Linked DNA regions of Homo sapiens: region 2 is linked to region 1. A link is a loop called in an ENCODE intact Hi-C map of the cell type or tissue named here. Cell type or tissue: PC-3. All regions are shown on one strand.

Region 1 (4,000 bases):
CCTGAGATAGTAAAAAGGCGGGGAGAGTGATGAGAAGGACATGTACAAATTGGAAGTGAAGCCTTCCAGTTTGACTTCTTCATATCTCCCACCAAATCTTCAGCAAATCATGCATGCTTACAGAAACCCTAGTGGGAAGAGGATTTCGTAGAACTTGGTGTAAAGGCCAAAAACGTTTCACACCTGAGTAGTGGCAAAGATGTAGGGGCCAGGCTCAGAAGAACTATGGAGTATAAATCCGAGAGTCAGTCCATGTTGATACCAATAGATCTAGTGTGTTTATTAGAAGAACGTACCAGTTTAGTTATACATGCCCTATGGAGGAAATTTAGTTCTTGTCAGTATTTCTTCAGTATAGTCAAAGCTGCAAAGAGCACCTCTACACGTCTCCTGAAACACACAGAGGAGAACTTCTCTCAAAAATGCACCTAGAAGTATTATTTTTGGTTAATTGTAAATTTACTACATATTTACTACAAATTATCCTCCAAAGTAACTATATAAATTTATGCTTTGATATTCATGAATGAAAGTTTTCCTTTACCCTTATTTTTGTGAACAAAAGACATTATCTTTCTAATTGAGTATGGGATGCTATTTTATTATTTCATTTATTTGTATTTAGTTAATTTATTTTTTGCTGATTAGGAGTGAGACTGGGCAGTTTTTCTTAACTGTATTAACCAGTATGTTTCCCTCTTCTGTGTATTGCCTCTGTTTTCTTTGGCAGGCATTGCTAATTGTCTCTCCCTATCCATCCTTCGCTTCTTTATCAACAGATTCTAATTTTATTTGAGATCCCAATATGCCCAGGTAAACTTATTTTCTCCTTTCACTTGAGTCTGGAGTGGGGGCCGTGTAACCCAGCTCTGGCAAATGGAAAGTGGGAGTCACTGGGGCCTCCAGGTGAATTTTTGAAAGGCAGGTCTTTTACTTGTGTCCCTGGCACGTCACTTCTGTTTATTTCTGGAGCACAGACCTGATACCTGGAGAAAAGGAAGAAGACTGTCCTAGGTGAAGAGAAAGTCTATTGAACAGGAAAGAAGCCAAGCCCTTGATGATTTCCTCAGACGGCTGTGCTGACCCTAGATGGCTTCTTTCCCTACCTCTGATTATGAGAGGAAAATCAGCCTACATTTACTTAAGCCGCTCTAACCACATTTCTTTAATAAGTAGCAACATGTCATACTATTACGGTGTCTTTGTCCCATTTTTAATTAGCTTGTTTTTTTCTTATTGATTTCCAAGAGTTCTTAATATATGATAGATAAAAATCCTTTGTCAGTTATATGTGACATAAATATCTTCTCCCAGTGACAGAGATTTTGTTCTGACTCTTTCTCTAACTTCACTGTGGGTTCTGAAAACATTGCTTTCCCTTTCTAGATCTTGGGTTGGTATTCTGTAAAATGAAGAGTAGAGAGTATCCAAGGATTTTTCCAGCTCTTATATTCTGAGTTCACTGATACGGGCTTAATAAACATGTCTCTGAACAGCTTGCACAGAGTGGCTGGTCAGCCACAGCCAGTCATCTTGATAAAACTCTTTCTGTCCCTACTGATCGATCACACAATCCAGACTGATTACTTAAGAGACTATTTGCAAACCATTCTGGTTAGCTGTAGAGTGATCCATCTTTTTGAGCATGTATAAAAATACCCTTACAGCTATAGAGTTGAAAACTGTCTTACATTACCCAAGGCAAAAAAAAAAAAAATCATAGGAAAACAAAAGAAGAATATTACAACATTTCAGCACATGTAATGTTAAACTAAATGGACATGAGTTGTCAACAGAACTTGAAAACAGCATATTCCCCTAATAAACAATAGAAGAAAATGGTGAGTAATTCTTGATATGTTTCAGAAATGCTCATTAAGTTCTATTATAAAATAACAACTTCTTGAAGTAAAGTAGTTTGCTAGTTGTCAGTTTTGGATTTGATTTAAAAACAAATGGTGGATAAATCCTAAAAGTCAAACAAAACAACAGGTAGATTAGAATGAGTATTTATTCAAGATGGTCTGTTTTCCACTGTTACTGGGAAAAGAAAATGATTTTAAAACTGGGAAAAACCTCCCCTAAATTTCAGATTTTTCTTTGTGCTTGTGTAGAAGCTGATGTAGAAAGGATTATGAGAAACTGTTTGGATGAAATTGAGAGAATACCTTTTCAGGAGTCAAGACCATCTTGGACTTCAGCCTAGCAACACCAGCCCCTACATGAGTACTGGGTTTGCCAAAGGGCTTTGCATGACTCTTTTTCTAATTCCTAGGCTCTGGAAGAGACGAACCTGCCAAGCTGTCTAGAGCTGCAACTCTCAAGTTGGTAACAGTTTACATGAGGTTTACCTGAGAACTGAGTGCATGAACACACTAACCTGATTCAAGTGAATGATATGTGTGAGTAAATAAAGTTTTTAATGCAGGGAGTGGAAAAACAAACAGAAAAACCCTAAGGTGATTAATCACTCCCATTCTTCCCTTACAAGTCTGTTTATGGAAAACGTCAGAGCTGCCTACTTTATCTCATCCTTCATCTCCTGACTCATTAGCTTTTCTTTGTTATAAGTCAAGGGTCCTCTGGACCCTAAAGATTTCTGGAGTCTAATGAAGGAGTTAGCCTAATGTTGTCACTAACTGAACTGGATGGGTAGTCCTGACTTTCCAATGCTAGGTCTTGGGCCTCTCTCTTTCTCTTGCTTCTCTGTGAGATACAGAAGAGAGATGCCTGGGCTTTTTCCTTAGAACCACACAGACTCCTGCTATTGCCTTCTCCCTATTTGTGGCAATGCTGACTCACCTCAGACAAGGTGCCAACATGGCCCCACCCCTCCAGTGCCACCCAAACAACAGCAGCAACACCCAGGAGGCCCATAAACCGAGACACCTCTTGGGGTAGCTTATCTCTGCACAGTGACCACTGGGAGCTGCTCACCTGTCCCACTGGAGTCTGGGTTCCATATCTTTAGATTCTCTCTTGCTGCTAGCAAAACGGCTTCCCTCATCTTACCCTGCTTCACATCTTCATTTTGGTGAGGGTCAGAGGTAGGTTAGGAGCCCTGCAGTCAATTTGTGTCTGTAGTGAGGCAACTGAATCCACAGCCCCTCATCCACAGGTCAGTTTAAGAGTAGTTGAGGCCGGGCACGGTGGTGAATGCCTGTAATCCCAGCACTTTGGGAGGCCGAGGCAGGTGGATCACCTGAGGTCAGGAGTTCGTGACCAGCCTGACTAACATGGTGAAACCCCGTCTCTACTAAATTAAAAAAAAAATAAAAAATTGCCAGGCGTGGTGACGCATGCCTATAATCTGAGCTACTTGGGATGCTGAGACAGGAGAATTGCTTGTACCTGGGAGGTGGAGGTTGCAGTGAGCCGAGATCATACCATTGCACTCCAGCTTGGGCAACAAAAGTGAAACTCCGTCTCAAAAAAAAAAAAAAAAAAAAAAAAAAAAAAGTAGTTGAACCTAGACCTGAGAAATCTTCCTTGCAAGGTGTCAGGTCCAGGCATTACTTCTGCCCCTCATCCCAGGCTCCTTTCTCACTGATGAAGGGGACTCTCTCAGTGAACCCACCATTGGCTGCATCCGTCCAGCAATCTCTTTCATTTTCTCCTCTCCTCTCCCCTTACTTACTATTGTCTGTGAACTTGAATAGATTTATCTGAACTCCAATTTTTGGCCAGAGTTCAATTATTTCTTTTTCTGTGCATGTTTGTGTTTTTGTTTGTCTGATAGACTAGTAATGATTTCCATAAAGGTTCGTAAGAGGTATTTGTGTGAATTTGTTGAGTATATTGATTCTTTTTCTCTTGGAATGGGGCAGTAGAAATCTTTGATGTCCTTTTCTATATTTATTGGACCACCTGAGTTTACCAGGAGTGCTGGTGAAGTGTTTCCAGCCCACTGAATGTTTTTGATATTAATTCGAAATGTACATCTAACTTGATTTAAAAAACCAAAACAATGGCTCTGCAAAATGAAAAGAGTAAAAAACCA
Region 2 (4,000 bases), 110 kb before region 1:
CAGCCCTTTAAGCAAGTTTCCCATTCTCTGCTGGGTTGGATGTGATTCCTCCTTTGCCAGAGCAGGTACACCTGCATGAGTGCCGTCAGACTTCCATCTCCTGCTTACTAATTGATTGGATTAGCAGGAGGTCGCAGCAGAAGTCCTCTGCATGCATATCTTGCAAATGCCAAGGGGCATTCAGGTGCCTAGCCCACTGTTAATACCGTGATAGTCAGGTGTGTTCCTAAGACGATGTAGAATACATTGCTGCAGATGGGTCTAGCCCAGTTGAACTGGTCTGAAATCAGACACCAAGAAATTGTTCAGAGTACGTTTTGAGCAAGTTAACTGAATCATAAAACATAAATAACAGTTATCTTAACTGCCAGAATGGTTGTGAGCGATAGCTAATTGAATACATGGTAAAGCACTTTTTATTTGCAACGTGCCCTGCCAGAGGAAGAGGCTTAGAGGCTGGCATCAGGTCAGCACAAAATCTCCTTTGCAGGAAAACAGACTTCATCTTTGAATTCGTGATGCCATAAAAATTCTAATTTGAGGATTTGTGAAAAGATGCACAATCTGTTGCTTCATACAGTCCATAGCTGGAAACACTGGGGCCCATCTGTTCATTGGGGAATGATTTGAGTGTGCCTTCTCGTTAGCATTTTAATTCAGGTGTAGGTGTTTAGAAAAGGCAGTTACTAAAATTAATCATATGGGGACATGATGTGTAAACTTGTAAAGTCAAGCTGCAAGTTTGGGCCATGCTGAGTAGTAATTCCATCCAGTGATCTCTGCAGAAAGTTCCAGTGGGTGCAGATATTTAAAACCAAACTCTAGACCAGCCTAATTCTAGGGCTGTATTAGTCCATTCTTGTGCTGCTGGTAAAGACATACCTGAGACTGGGTAATTTATAAAGAAAAAGAGGTTTAATGAACTCACAGTTGCACATAGCTGGGGAGGTCTCACAATCATGGCAGAAGGCAAAAGGCACATCTTATATGGCAGCAGACAAGAGAGAGAATGAGAGCCAAGTGAAAGGGATTACCTTATAAAACCATCAGATCTTGTGAGACCTATTCACTATCACAATAACAGGATGTGGGGGGGCAGGCAGGGAACCGCTTCCATGATTCAGTTATCTCCCATCGGGTCCCTCCCACAATATGTGGGAATTATGGGAGCTACAATTCAAGATGAGATTTGGGTGGGGATATAGCCAAACCATATCAAGGGACACAGGATGGAATGGGAATGATGGGGCCAAGGCCCTGAGGCTGTTTGTTGGTGAAGTTCTCCTCTCGGTTTCTCTAATGGATCTCTGACTTTTGCTTTGTGAATTTCTGTATACCTGGGAGGCTATGCACCATGAAAAAGTGCTTTTGTGCACAGTAGTTTGAATTCTCCCAGGAAACATCCAGTGGCTATGCAAGGAAAAAAAAGTTGATTCTCTTGGGCAATATATATTTTTCTCTAGTAGCTTGGGAATATGTCAAGCAGCTAAATTTCATCTTTTCGCTGTTTTTCTACAAAAAAAAGATATCGAAGCACATAAGGCAATTTTACCTGGCATTTTTCATTGTCTTTCTAATTGTTCATTTTAATATGTTAACCACCCTGATATTAAGACGTGAGGATACAATTTAAAATGTATTTTATAACTAGCTCAGAATTTGGGGAAGAAAGTTTCAACAGTGGTATTGAAAATGTAGAGGTGCAGTTTAATTAAGTTGTAATTATTTAATTAACAAATGGTTTTTGCCTATTTTATGTCAGACCCCGTATAAAATGCAAGATTAGGGAAAACAAACATGGTCTTTGCCTTTGTAGAAATTTAAGTCTCCTGGGAGGCTCAGAAACAAATAATCAAGCCAATCCATATGTAATTTCTAATTATGGAAGTGCTATTGTTTGCTATGAGATGCATCATGGGGATGAATGCCCTAGCCTGGAAATGAGGGAGTGCAGCCCCTAGGGTGCCTGTTTTGATGGAGATCTGAAGAGTGAATAGGTTTGGGATGGGACAGAGCAGGTGGGTCAGAGTGCAGGTGTGAACAGCTTCCCCTGTGAGGGACAACACATTTAAAAGGCCTTGTGGACAAAGAGACTGAGAGTCCTTTGAGGAATGAAAGTGGGTCTCTGTCACTGGAGGACAGAGAGAAGGGGCAGTCGGGGAAAGGGGAGGCCAGGAGTGTAAGGAGGGAGGAAGGGGCAGGGCTGGAAGCTGTGTTAAAGCCAAGCTCAAAGCAAAGGGAAGTCCTTGAAGCATTGTGAAAACATCATTCTGGTTGCAGAGTAAACAAGGAAATGAGTGGGGCTGAGATCATCAGTGGGCAGGCTACAGCATTTGTCTAGGTGAAGATTATTTTATGGGACACACCACACACTCATACACACGAGGACAAAGAGATAATGAAGGTAAAAGAGACAGAAAGAGACAGTGTGTTTGTGTGGTTGCATGTGTGTGTGTGAGAGGGAGAGACAGAGCAAGAGAGGGAGAGAGAGGCAGGGAGACAGCAAGGGAGAGAAGGAGAGGAGGAGAGATATATATTGATAGAAAGAGCAAAAACTGAATTAAAAGTATTGAGAGGATGGATTTTAAAGTTAGAGCTAGCTATTCAAATCTGAGATAATGATAAAAATAAATTTTAAAATGTGGTCTCTTCTTTTAATATCAGGGTGGTTAATATAGGACAATATATAAAAAGAAATATATGCTTCAGGTAAAATTGTTTGTAGAACTTTTCGATCATTTTTCACACAACAGCTACAAAAATGAAATGTAACTGGTTCAAATCTTGCTTGGCCCAGCCGCTTTGTAACCACATGAATTTGGGCAAGTTTCTTATACAGCTCACCTTCAGCTTCTTCATTCCAGCTGGTGCTAACACTATTCTGCAAGCTGAATGGGGTCACATATGTGAGGTACCCGACTCAAGATCTGCACTTAGTTAGCCTTTACTAACATTACTGTTGTTATTATTATCATGTTAACAAAATTCCAAAAACTAATACATAATTCTTTCATCTAGAAAAGCAGGGTACTTATTACATTGTGAATACAAGTATATTTGTATTATGTGAACTCACTAGGTCATGAATATTTTTACCATATGGCCACACCTCAGTTGCGTTTATCCACTATTCTATCCTTTTCTAGAAAATCACTGAATATGAATAATCTCTCTTCATCTCCTTATTTGACATTGGAATGGAGAGAAGATTAAGTAACCTAAAACCAAGTGGTAATTCTCGGATATTTAGAAGGATATTTTGAGACATTTTGTACCAAGCTTTGATGTGAAAAATATGAATTCTGGCTTCAACAATAAGTTAATAAAATAAAAAGTGATAGAATGGGGAAAGGCTTCACATTGTTGATGGAGCTCACAGCCAGGGGCCTGGTGGGAGCCCCAGCCCTGCTGCTGAGTTCATACCAGCTCGTTTTCTAAATAAAACAGACAGTTCATGTCAACTCCCACCATAAGAATGTAAGAAGTACCTCAGGGCTATGACTTGTCCAGATTCTCGTATCATTTTTCTCTGTGTGTGCAGGCGTGTGTGTGTGTGCAGGTGTGTGTCTCTGTGTGTGTGTGTGTAAACTGGCTTCCTTTTCTGTGAAGACACTGCAAACCTGGCATTCCCTGCATGCCTCAACACATGCTTGCTTCCTGCTCTTCCTCAGTGACTTTGTCCAAGCCCACAATTTCTACTGTTGCCTCTAGGTAGTGACCACAATTTTAACCTAAATAGACCTTACTCTTGAGTGAAAGCCTGAACTCAGACCTGTATCTCCAAGTATCTGTGAGCACCTTCTTTTCAAGGTATAACTAATATTTTAAGTTCAAATAGGTCTATATTGAGATTCTGTAGGAAAAAAAATACACTGGAGAAGATCTGAGTATCCATCTAACAGAACCACTCAGTAGCTTTGTGCAGTTAACTATTTTGGGCGCCATTGCCTTTAGCTGTAAGGTGATAGGTCCTTGGTCTAGAATCAGGGGTCAGCCACTG

What was found. Peaks named below come from ENCODE experiments on the same cell type or tissue, not always from the same donor. Only the 100,000 strongest peaks of a DNase experiment are listed, where the experiment ranks them.
Region 2: it touches region 1 in a loop (4-fold over the local background); 1 of 110 quality-filtered maps calls a loop at or near these places.

Annotation. Positions count from the first base shown.
Region 1 is chr2:220,617,278-220,621,277 of GRCh38, forward strand. All of the region lies in intron 1 of LOC105373895 (a long non-coding RNA gene), which reads left to right. Among named protein-coding and RNA genes, the nearest start is that of MIR4268, 710 kb to the left of the region's middle. RefSeq lists an enhancer at 1,876-3,075. In PC-3, no CTCF peak of the experiment used is centred here; a DNase peak (open chromatin) is centred at 2,444; H3K4me3 peaks cover 649 bases; H3K27ac peaks cover 3,210 bases.
Region 2 is chr2:220,503,073-220,507,072 of GRCh38, forward strand. No RefSeq gene overlaps it. Among named protein-coding and RNA genes, the nearest start is that of MIR4268, 600 kb to the left of the region's middle. In PC-3, no CTCF peak of the experiment used is centred here; a DNase peak (open chromatin) is centred at 2,289; H3K27ac peaks cover 2,122 bases.